3 separate regions of the Homo sapiens genome follow, and all the other regions are linked to region 1. Evidence: chromatin contacts called from ENCODE Hi-C data. All regions are on one chromosome and are shown on one strand. The core of a region is the stretch at or near the end of the contact, and the rest is flanking DNA. Distances in the headings are between cores, read along the strand shown. Region 1 holds the start of TXN (thioredoxin). Region 2 holds the start of SMC2 (structural maintenance of chromosomes 2). Region 3 holds the start of NIPSNAP3B (nipsnap homolog 3B).

The links. A loop is a pair of places that touch in the nucleus more often than their neighbours do. Pooled maps may share reads with other maps.
Region 2: a map of CD4-positive, alpha-beta memory T cell shows a loop between it and region 1 (11-fold over the local background). The contact joins the promoter of SMC2 here to the promoter of TXN in region 1. A Hi-C loop is called at or near these places in 2 of 168 maps with a recorded cell type or tissue (CD4-positive, alpha-beta memory T cell and naive thymus-derived CD4-positive, alpha-beta T cell), 1 of 37 single-sample maps with no recorded cell type and 12 of 50 pooled maps.
Region 3: a loop to region 1 is called in a pooled map, with 7 times the contacts of the local background. The contact joins the promoter of NIPSNAP3B here to the promoter of TXN in region 1. A Hi-C loop is called at or near these places in 1 of 37 single-sample maps with no recorded cell type and 5 of 50 pooled maps.

What each region holds. Positions count from the first base shown.
Region 1 is chr9:110,254,876-110,258,769 of GRCh38, reverse strand. It overlaps TXN (thioredoxin), which reads left to right and starts at 2,263. Exons shown (of 5, transcript NM_003329.4): 1 at 2,263-2,358. The coding sequence starts at 2,335. RefSeq lists enhancers at 1,582-1,631, 1,672-1,871, 800-1,999, 2,742-3,071 and silencers at 2,012-2,251, 2,422-2,671.
Region 2 is chr9:104,092,226-104,096,119 of GRCh38, reverse strand. It overlaps SMC2 (structural maintenance of chromosomes 2), which reads right to left and starts at 1,811. Exons shown (of 25, transcript NM_006444.3): 1 at 1,643-1,811; 2 at 568-796. The coding sequence starts at 735. It overlaps SMC2-DT (SMC2 divergent transcript), which reads left to right and starts at 3,646. Exons shown (of 3, transcript NR_121580.1): 1 at 3,646-3,894. RefSeq lists enhancers at 1,191-1,858, 2,077-2,396, 1,859-2,528.
Region 3 is chr9:104,762,717-104,766,610 of GRCh38, reverse strand. NIPSNAP3B (nipsnap homolog 3B) reads right to left here and starts at 2,482. Exons shown (of 6, transcript NM_018376.4): 1 at 2,311-2,482; 2 at 76-286. The coding sequence starts at 2,370. RefSeq lists silencers at 2,167-2,356, 2,554-2,753.

The DNA of each region.
Region 1 (3,894 bases), core at 1,014-3,513:
ACCTCACTCTCCTCAAAGAACGTCACCTCCTTGCCACAAATGCAGGGAACCTGCTCCTTGGGACCAGGTGCAGCCCACTTTTCTTTCTTCCTTGCAGGGAAAAAAAAGGCCTTTTCCTTTGAGGCTTATGTTACGGAGCTCACTGTTCATTACTACTGTCTTCATTACTTAATTCATTTAAGACTGACACCTGTTTTATAATCTCTCCTTCCACCCTAGCTCTGCCATCATTCCAGATGGATCTCATCATTCATTTAATAGCCTATAATCATAGTTCATGTAGCATTCACTACACACCAGGCACGGTTCTAAGCATTTTACATATATTTTAGTTCACTCAACCCTTATAATAGCACAAGCTATTATTACGCCCACTTCTCACATAAGGAAACTGAGGCACAAAAAGGCTATTTAGACTTGCCTAGAGTTACCCAGTCATGAAGTGGTAGAGTAGGGATGAGGACAACGGAGTCAAATTGCAGAGTCCAGACTGGCCTCCCAGTTCCTTATAACTGTACCATCCTCCACATCTACTCTGCATTGGTGCTGTGGAGGTGGGAGAGAGGGAGTACCTCCTTCACTGAGTCACTGGACATTTGGAAGGTCTTTGGAGAGAAGTCAGCTGAGGATGGCCTGCATTGCCCCTTCCTGGAACTCAATGATTTGTTGTTATCACCCATGCAAATTCACCAACAAACAGATAAAAGTCAGGAAGCTGGGATGCAGCTGAACTGAAAACCCAGCAGCAGAAAAGCAGGTTATAGATTCTGCTCTGGGTGCTCCATACAGCTCCTTCCTCTCTGCCCCAATAACCTCCCTCTCTTTGGGAACATTGCTGCATTCAGGGCAGTCTGTCTTCCCTCCCTATGGGCTGTCTTTAGAATGTGTCCCTTGCCTATATCCATATTCATGCTCCGTGCTCCTCAGCCCCCTAGAAACTTTGCACAATAGATTCAAAACCTCTGGTTTCCTCCCTTCCTCTGTCTGAAAGAGTGAAAGAAGGAAGCCAGGGATTTCAGGGGGCAGCCAGGCAGCAGTATCACCACCCCTAGGCAATCACACCTAGTTGCAGCTTCATCGGGAACAGCTCAGCTCTGAAAACACAGACCTGGGACTCTCCCTCCCAGCCTTCTAGCTCTCGTTCCTGTGAGCAGCTTTTCAACCTCCACTTCCAGCCGCTGACAGGCCCTCCTGGCTCCACAAGGCCAGCTAACATACCCACCTTCCACAATCCCCAGCCCTGCCAGACATAACCTGCAACAGGCATTCCTGGATCAATGCAAACTCCGACTTCTGTTCCAGGAGTCTGCCTCTGTTAGAAGAATCTCACACAAGTGTGCGTGCTGTGCCATTGTAAATGCTGTATAAGGTGGCCAGGCCCAATCAGTCCCTGCAAGACACCGAACAGTAAGAACTATCTATGGAGTGTTTACTATGTGCCAAGCACCGTCCTTTGCAAGCACTATTAACCCTCAAAATACCACCACCGTGAGATTGAGACCATCATGATTCCCGTTCTACAGAAGGAAACACTGAGACTTCAGGAGGTCAGGACCTTTCCAGGGTCACAACTGCGTAACTAAGTTGCAGAGCTCAACCCAGTGGCACTTCCATCTCACACGCAGCTGTCTGATGGTCAAGAGCCCAACCAGTCCCCCGGTCGTTTCTACCGCACTAAACCGCTGTGTCAAGCTGGAGCAGCGGGCTCAGCAGTGAAAATGAAAGAACAGAAGGAGGTTACAGAGAAGAGAACGGTCACGGTAAATTCCGGAGAGGAGGCAAGGACGTACACACCGAGATACTTCCCGGTCACCGTTACTCAGCACTTTGTGGGGTTCACGTGGCTGGGGGGGCCGGGGCGTGGCGGCCCTTTTCGAGGAATCCAGCCCTGCCTGGGCGGTCCCCATCTCGAGCGTGGGCGTGTTCGATTCAGGCCCGGCGGACGCATCCCCAGGTGACCCGGGAGGGACCTTGTGTCTCTGGGGGTGACTGTCCGTCTCCCCGCCTCCCACCGTCACGCGCAGTGCTGATCCCCACTTCCAGCTGGAGTGCGAGCTGGGCTTGGGGTTACAGGAGCCGAAGCCCTGGAGCTCCGCCCCACGCTTGCGCCAGCCCCGCCCCGATCCCGGCTCGCAGGCTCCAGGGGCGGGGCGTGGCCGGGGCGCAGCGACGGGCGCGGAGGTCCGGCCGGGCGCGCGCGCCCCCGCCACACGCACGCCGGGCGTGCCAGTTTATAAAGGGAGAGAGCAAGCAGCGAGTCTTGAAGCTCTGTTTGGTGCTTTGGATCCATTTCCATCGGTCCTTACAGCCGCTCGTCAGACTCCAGCAGCCAAGATGGTGAAGCAGATCGAGAGCAAGGTACGCGCTACCGGGGAAGGCCAGGGTGCCGGCGCCGCGCGCGGCCTCTGTAACTGGGGAAGGCGGTGGCGGGAGGTGGGGAAGGCGGTGGCGGGAGGTGCGGAGGCCGCCCCTCCGCATCGCCAGGGGAAAGGGACGCGGCGTCTCGGCCTGGGACTGCGGGAAGCAGCGGCCTGGGCGCGCCCGAGGCGGTGGAGCCTGCCCTGGAGGAAGGGAGGAGAAGGACGAGGGTCCCCTGGAGGGCGGAGTGGCGGTGCCCAGCGTTTCTCGCACCCTGTTCCTCGGGGGATTGCACGCACGCGGGGAGCGTCCGGGGGATGTGAGAGCGCAGACAGCGTGAGGAGTCCCCACGCTGCGCCTCCTGCACCCTCCCGTCCGGGCAGCCCCGACTGGAGGAAGATGAGGGAATGGAAGGGGTCCGCCCTTGGCCCCCCATCTGTATCCAGATTCAGGCCCCAGGCAAGGATAGGGAGGGCCCTTGCAGAAGGCACGGGTCGGTGGCCGCCGCTGCCTTTCCGTATGTGAAGTGATCCACCCGCAGCGGGGGTAGTGATCTCCCTTTGGGAGCGGGTCTAGGCCGGAGACCCCCGCCTGCCTCCACCCATGCCCGACCCCAAAGGTGACGCGTGCTGTATCCGCACTAAGGGGGCGGATTGCGGCTGGAGACCCCCTGGCACGTGCAGGTCTGTCCAGGAGGCCCGAGGGCCCCAGGTGACCGCGAGGAAGTGAGGTCCGGGCCGCGCCCACGGGACTCCTGTGGCGCAGGGCGCGTTTCCGGCAGCAGTGGCTTTGGAATGACTGAGTCCCCAAGGTTGGGCCCGGGGGCCTCGGCTGCCCTGCCCGTCCATGATTCACCCTCAGTCGGTGGGTTTTGCTGGAGCCAGGGTTCCTCCTGGGAGCAGCCGCGCCCTGCTGCCTGCTCGCCGACCTATCGGTATCCCGATCGTTGTTTTGTCCTCTTAAAAATGCCCAAGGCGAAACAGCCTTCCCATGTTTGAAAGTTATTGCAAGCCTAAAACCTTGTAGACTGGGAAACCCAGAGCCTAACGCGCAGTGTCTAGTCCAATGTAGCCACTCCAGAAATATTTGTTAAATGCAGCGTCAGAAAAGTGAGTGGAGGAAATTGATACTGCTCGAACGGTAGAAGACCCCTCGCCAGCGCCTACCCTGCGATTACCCCTCCCTACCTGCGGGAAGCAGAGGAGGGCGGGTCCTCGCCCGCCTCGGGTGCCCTGACCTGTTTGGTGCCGGGTGGGCTTCGGAAACAGAAGTGTGTCTGCAATGTGTCCCCGATCCTTTTGTTCCTTTGATTATTATTGACTCTCAGTGTTTTTTCCTCATATGTTGATTGCCACTGTCATCTTTTATCTTCCTCTCAATCAGTTTTTTCTTAGTGGGATTCTCATTTTAGCAGCCCTCATGTGTTGAAAAGATCCTTAGTAGTGAATTGTCTTTCATATACTTTTTTTCCAAGCACCTATTGTGTGACAAATTATTAATCCATTCCTGGGGAAGGGAGTGGGGCTGGGATTCTGT
Region 2 (3,894 bases), core at 562-3,061, 6.2 Mb after region 1:
TTACAAAACTCCCTACCGTACAAAGCAGCACTAAAAATGGGTCCCTTGCTGTTGGAAAACCCACCAACGTAGTGTCCATTAAGTAGACAAGGTTAGGCAGCTGCATCCTCTGGCAAGAAAAACAAGGAAAATAGGCAACAACCTGCAATGGACACTTTTCTCTACAGAACCTTTTCAACCCTGAATTGAATTGTTTCCTATTCATTTTTTAATAAAAAGTTACTTTGCAAGATATAAGGAAATACTGTCCCAAAGATTTTCACTAGTCATTCAATCCATTAATAGGATTTGAAAAGGCATCATTACACAGGGTTGAAAATACTCTGGAATGAGACTGCTTTACAGTCAGAATGCCTGAGTTTTGAGGCACTGTTACTTCTAAACATCTCTAAGTTTCTATTTTCTCATCTAAAGGAGTAATATTACTTTCCTTAAAAGGTTGCAGTGAGGTGTAATTTACAAAAAGTATAAAAACACAAATGAAGAGAATATCGGGACGTCTCCAAAGTTCAGTGAGGATTCTCCTGCCAACTTAAATTCAAATAAATCAGAAAGTTTACACTTTACCTGAGACAGGTTGGAGATGCCCAGCAAAAAGCAGATGGAGTCCAATATGTTGGATTTCCCACTACCATTTAAGCCAGTGATAGCATTGAAGAGGGGGTCAAAACCATTGACTTCGGTCCTCTGAGCATAGGACTTGAATCCCTCTAGAATAATTGACTTAATATGCATTTTCGATACTGTCTTGGGTCAGCAAACCTCTGACAGGAATCAAACAGGCCACAAACCAGTTCTGTACGAAACAGAAATACCACCACCTAAGTGGAATGTAAACCTGGAATCATAATGAACACGAGGCAAAAACAGCAACGATAGGGTGATAGAAATAAAACAGCCACTTGACAAACTATCTTGTCTGATGTAAAGACATCGTTCATCTACTCAAAAATATACCAGAGTTAGCCACTATCTGGAAATTAAACCATTCAACTGGGAAGTCTTAACTATTTCTTCTACCCGTTTTTCCAGGCTTGCCTTCTACTTTTATCATACTCTACCTAAACAAAGACTATGGATTATTACATATCCCATTATCTTTGCCTATAATGTGCTTTTCTCTGATACTGACATAGCTTACTCTCTACTGCACTCACGTCTTTGCTCAAATGTCACCTTACTGGAGTCCTCCCTGACCTCCCTATGTCACCTCTCCACAATCCTTCACTCGGCTTTCTTTTTCCTTCATGGTACTTAAAGCTGATATTAGACGGTCATTACTTGTCTGTAAGTTCCCGCAGTGTCTTCACCTACGTCCGTCATTGCATCCCCGAATTGTGCTTGACTCCGGGAGGAGGGGAAGTCATTTAAGTATTTACTAGAGATGAGATGTATCTCATATTCTCCAACTTCTTGCTTTTACTCAGGCTTTTACCTCGCTTCTCCAGGCCTGTCTACACCTCTTCGCCCTACTCCAAGGTCGAACAGAAGCTAGCCTTTATTTCTAAGGATCACCTAAGGTCCCTCTGCCACTGGTCCCCCTCCCTACAGCCCCCGCGCCCCGCGCCCCGCCTCCCGCCTCCCGCCTCCCGCCAGGAAGTCTGGCCCGGCCCAACCGGCCGTGCTCACGCACACGCCTCACCGCTGCCTCAGGCCAGGGGCTTGACGCACCCCAAAAGCTCCTCCGGGTCACAAAGGCAGGGAACAGAACAACTCTCTAGCCGGGGCCGCTACAAAGCGAACTTCACCATAGCGGCTACAACACCTGCCACACCGCTCTCAACACCCGCGCCGGAACTATTTATTCCTTTGAATTTCGGCGCGAGCAAAGGACCCCACCTCCATTGCTTATTTCCTGTGCTGGTGCCTAGGAGCTGCCTGTCTTTAGGGTTCAATTTTTCCCCTACACTCGAAGGATTAAAGCCGCAGGGCAATAGAATGAGAGTCTCGATAATGGTAGCTCCGGGGACTCCCCGGCAGGGGCCTGGGCACTACAGGAGCAGATAGTGTATGTTCACACCGGCGTCCGGCACTCTATGGTCAGCCCCACACCTCGGCCCCGGGTCCTCGCGCTTCGCCAGCCCCGCCCCGCCTCGGTCCCTCTAGTTCGCGTTAGGCACACTGCAGACTCCGCCTTCTCCAGTCTGCGGTGCTGGCTGTGGCTTACTTTTCTCTCCTCAAAGCGACAGTTAGGAAGTGGAGAGGCATTCTATGAGTGTTCTCGTCGGTTCTGTTTTGGAAGCTTCAGAATCTTCTCGGGTTGGCTCAGATTGCTGCAAAATAAAAGCTGTACTTCTTGGGGCCAGAGAGGCACCGTCCTTCGGGGGACTCTGGCCCGCGTCCTGGCTCCGCCCCGTACTGGCCTCGGACCTCGGGGAGCGTTTTTATCTGAAGTTTCCACGTCGGAAAGGGATCGTAGTCTACCGAGAGCTGTTCCGAGCCCAGAGGAGAAATTGTGTGGTGCTAAATAGCTATTCATCTCCCTTATACCGGAAAGCGTTGTAATGATAAGCCGACCTAACCTGTTGGGGATTTTTTCTGGAAACCTTTTAAGACAGTTCATGTTATTGAGTTCTGAATATTAGGCTATATTGCAAGGGGCTTTTTAAAATCCACGTAGCAACCCTATGAAATCAGAAATTGCCCTCGTTTTACAAATGAGTTAAATGAGACCAAGTAAAAGGTTAAACAGCTTGTCTAGTAAGCTGGGATTTGTTCCCAGGCGGTCTAGCTCCAGATTGCATGCTTTTAAATACTAGGCTTCATGCATAGAATCTAGTATTATTAGCCGATCCTATTATTAGTATGTATTGTTCTTTAGGAAGAAAAAACGTGTCAGGATTGCTCACGTTTCCAAGCACGTTGATACTTAAGAGTTAGGAAGGGCTTAACTCCGAATGGGTATGGTGTTACCCTAAGTGAGGTTCAAAAAGATGGTGTGGGCAACAATGCTATTTTGGAATGGCTTGATCCTTTTGGGCTTCCATAACAAAATATCCTAGACTGGGTAGTTTATGAACCACAGAAGTTTATTCTTCACATTTCTGAAGGCTGGAATGTCACAGAATAAGGTGTGTCTAGGGAGGGGTGCTTTCTCTTTAGTGGATAGCACCTTCTGGCTCTGTCCTCGCATGGTGGAGAGGCAGAGGCCCTCGCTTGGGCCTATTTTATAAGGACCTTAATCCCATTCCTCACTTCCCAAGATGCCACTTGCTAAAACCGTCAGTTCGGGAGTTAGGATTTCAAAATGTGCATTTTGAGGGACACATTTAGACCATAGCGTAGGTCATGTTTTTAAAGTTGCTTTCTTGGCCCTGGAATGGCAATGCAGTCATCTGAATTGGTCTTAACCTACCAGGAATGGGCTTATATTTTGAAAATATTTCTCGATAAGGGAGTAAAATAAGTTGTATGGGTTTTTTGTTTAAGAAAGGATTCCTTTGTTTACTCTGGTATGCTTATCCACTTCTGTGATGTCAACCATGGGTAGTGACCTAACATTAATTTAATTCAACAGATATCTTTGTCTGCCTTGATTCCTGCATCCCCTGGGCTCCACAGCTATTCACTTGTATTGATTCTGTTAACTCTTACACATTAACTTTGAGCTGTGTCTCCTTCCTTTTATCATTTTGTGAGTAAAGAATTTTAATTTGCCAACAAATCCTAATGTGGACTTTGTCACGTTGTGAAATAAAGTGATTTTTTGGTATGGAAATATGTGTTAAGACAGACTGTTAGTCTTTGCACTTTAACAACTAGCTGATACACTTACGTCACATGGATGAAAACATACACAAGTGCACTGTTGTTGGATAAGGACTCCTGGGTGGTTAGAAGAATGTGCAGATCTAACTACTCCCATTAAGACCATTGATTAAAATGAAAAATGCT
Region 3 (3,894 bases), core at 1,233-3,732, 5.5 Mb after region 1:
CCAAGAACTAAGTCTTATGTTACATTTAACAGAATGAAAATCTATACTGAATACTAAAACTGGATGACTCTTTACCATACTTCCAAATATGAAACACTTTATTCGTTCTGCCTCCAAATTCTACACTCCAGAATCCAACCAATTCAGAGTAAGAGGTCCGAAGATGAATGTTTTTCTTAAGATTTTCCATGAACGCATTCATATTTGAAGGTTTAAGGTAATAAGTACGAAATTCATAGAACGTTCCATCGTATTGTCTAGGGCCCGTAGCAAAAGATGAACACACCTGAAGGAGGTAAGACAAATGTAAATATCTTGGGAAGGTACAATTACAGATTTGGTTACAACCAAATCTGAGTCTGGTACAAGGAACACACATAGACTCATTATCCATTGTTTACTTTTGTTGTCAATTCTCCATATACACTTGTTTACATAGAGATGTCAATAAAGATAACTACTCTTAATTCTGATGAATATATAGCAACTGTTTCCTAGCAGGGGTCTACCTCTAGCCATTTTTTCACGAGAATTTGCTCACAAGAAGGCTGTGGGATCATAATGATACTCCTTTACCGAAGAACTACATTTAAGACTTAGTCTCTTTAATTTACAAAGGGTTTTCCCCTGTTTAGCCAATATTCCATCTTACTCAATACCATATGTATTAGTTCCACACATTGAAAAAAATTTATTAAGTACACATGCCTTTTGGCAGGCCCAAAAATACGTTTACTAACAAAAAACTCTTGTTTTTAAAAGGTTCCTAAAAAAACAGGAAGGGCTATTCAGGTCAAAGTATTTCCTGAATCTACTGATGAAGACTACCGGTCAAAAACAGGACTGGAATGTAACTAATATAAAAGGAAGCTATAACTTATCCAATTGCATTGTACTATGGGTGTATACTGCATAAAGGCTGAAAAGGAAAAAAACTCAACAAATGAGAATTGTCTCCATCATTGTTTCTAATTACAGATGCAATATCAAGAAGTATGTACATTTAGTGCACTCAATTATACCAAGTTTATGGAACTATCCTTTAAGAACCACCCTTTGTAATAGTCATATGCCCAATGGGTAAATTTTCTGTCCTAATCTGGCCCTCTGAGCCTGAGTGAGCTTAATGTTCAGTAGCAAATGCCCTGTCAGAAATTATCCAGTCTGTCTGTATGTACGTACATGCAAATATTTATGTAAACACACGTGTATACACAGACCACTCCCGTGGCATTCTAGTTTACAAATCCATTCATTTAGGCATGGTTAGCATGTGACAATTTCCTGAGGCTCACTACCCAGAATAATCTATCGCAACAGTTTCAGTAGGCATCTTTCACTGACATATTTTTGGTTACAACATGCAAATGTCTATGTAGTTTGTGTGCATAACGTCTTAATTATAATTGTCTATCTTGAGTTCATTCATCTCCAGTATGAGTTATGCCCTTATTGCCCAAGTGTCTTAGTTTTCTTAGAAAACCCTTCTTCATACCAAAAAATACCTGCAACTATCCTTTCTTTTGATGGCCATTCTTTTTGGGTCAGTTTAATCAAATTCTGAAAATAAAAAACTGCTTAGTATCTACAGTTTAAAAATATTATTATCTCGGAAAATGGGCCAATGAGGTATTTCTAATAACTGCTTTTAAAGTTGATTTTCGGAGATTTGTATCTGGAGATGTTATCCTAAAAAAACGCAACAGCTGGCGCCACGGGGGTGTCCCGGGAGTTGTGGCATTTAGGCTAGAAACAGCTGGCATCAGGCTGGGCACAGTGGCTCATGCCTGCAATCCAGCACTTTGGGAGGCCAAGGTGGGCGGATCACGAGGTCAGGAGTTCGAGACCAGCCTGACCAACATGGTGAAACCCCCGACTCTACTAAATAGTAAACACAAAAAAAATTAGCCGGGCGTGGTGGCTGGCGCCTGTAATTCCACCTACTCCGGAGGATGAGGCAGGAGAATCGCTTGAACCCGGGAGGCGGAGGTTGCACTGAGCCGAGACTACGCCACTGCACTCCAGCCTGGGCGACAGAGCGAGACTCCGTCTCAAAAACAAAAACAAAAATCACAAAAACACTGGCATCCAGTTAGAAAACCCCTCTGACAGCGACTGCCAGCGAGACGACCCCGGCCTGTAGCCTCCTCCTTGCGCGCCAGACGGCTCCAGAGACCGCGTTAGAACTTCGGCGGCGGCGCGGGGCCCCAGGTCTGGGAGCGCCTGAGCGTGGCTCGCACGCTTCAGAAATACCCCCCGCCCCTCCCCTCCCCTCCGGCCAGGGCTCGGGCGCGCCCCCGCGGCCAGTACCTGAGGCGCGAGCGTCCGTGAGGCAAGCGCCTTGGTCAGGCCGCTTCTGAGAACGAGCATGGCGCGGCTTCGGCACTGAGAAAAGCAGCCAGCCGAGTCCTTTGTGAGACTTCTCTGAAGTCTTCCCGAGTGGAAAAAAGCGGCTCCTGGACCACTGGCGAACTCAGGCAGGGGCGGGACTCGGCGGGGTCAGCTCCACCCCGGCGCGGGAGGCGCGACAGGTCCCGCAGTTGGCGTCTTTCTCTTCGGCGCTGAGCCTCGGTCCCCCTTGGTTTCCTGAAACGTTCTTGCCCCAGACGTTAGAGGTGACAGAATTAGCTGAAGGCTGGGATCGTTCCTGCCCCACCTTTCTGGGCCCTGACCTCATTCGCTCCGATGCGCAGTTGTGTAGATTCGTAAATGTGCGGCGGTTGTGCTTGTGTTGCCCCTGGAGAAGGAAGGGGAGGTGTTCAGCGTGTGCATGTGCAGTGCTTTGCATTTAAAGTCGAGATGTTGACAGGGTTAACTTGTTTCTTTGTTTGAGACGTAGTCTTGCTCTGTCGCCCAGGCTGGAGTGCACTGGCGCGATGTCGCCTCACTGCAAGCTCCGCCTCCCGGGTTCACGCCATTCTCCTGCTTCAGCCTCCCCAGTAGCTGGGACTACAGGCGCCCGCCACCACGCCCCGCTAATTTTTGTATTTTTTAGTAGAGACGGAGTTTCACCATATTGGCCAGGCTGGGACAGGGTTAACTTTTACAGGTTGTGATAGACGTGTATTTGTAGACCAGTGAGCCTTCGCTTTTCTGCATTATCTGTCCCCATTGCCACCCCACTGTGATCTTGGAAGGCTCCTAATAAAGATTTAATTTTCCATGAGCTCAGTGGAATAGCAGCACCGAGCCTGATAGGAAAAAGTCGAAGTTAAACATAGATAGTTTGAAACTAGATCGTTCTGTAAGCCTTAAGAGCAAAACAGCCGACCTCTGGTCTAGTCCTCCCAGTCCCAGAGTACTGGTCCCCAGACTAACCACCTTCAACATTTTAAGCTGTTCTTCTAATACCTGTTTCCGTATGTTTTTTATTTTTTTGAGACAGAGTCTTGCTCTGTCGCTCAGGCTGGGGTGCAGTGGCATGATCTTGGCTCACTGCAACCTCCGCCTCCCGGTTTCAAGAGATTCTCCTGCCTCAGCCTCCTGAGTAGCTGGAATTACAGGCGCACGCCACGACACCTGGCTAATTTTTCTATTTTTAGTAGAGACGGCGTTTCACCATGTTGGGCAGGCTGGTCTTGAACTCCTGACCTCAGGTGATCCTCTCGGCTCAGCCTCCCTAAGTGCTGGGATTACAGGCACGAGCCACTGCGCCTGGCCCGTATTTTTAAATAATAGTCATTTTCTGCTATTTCTTGCATTTTCAGTTATGGAGAGTATGTGTTGCCTTCCTTCTGTGGCAGATGAGGATTTAGGTCTCACAGAAGCCACTCCCCCGGGGGCTTATCATTTGTGTTGAGAACATTCAATATCCTCCTAGCAATTTGAAACTATATATTATTAACTATAGTTATCCTGAAGTGGTATAGAGCACTAGAACTTATTCCTCCTATC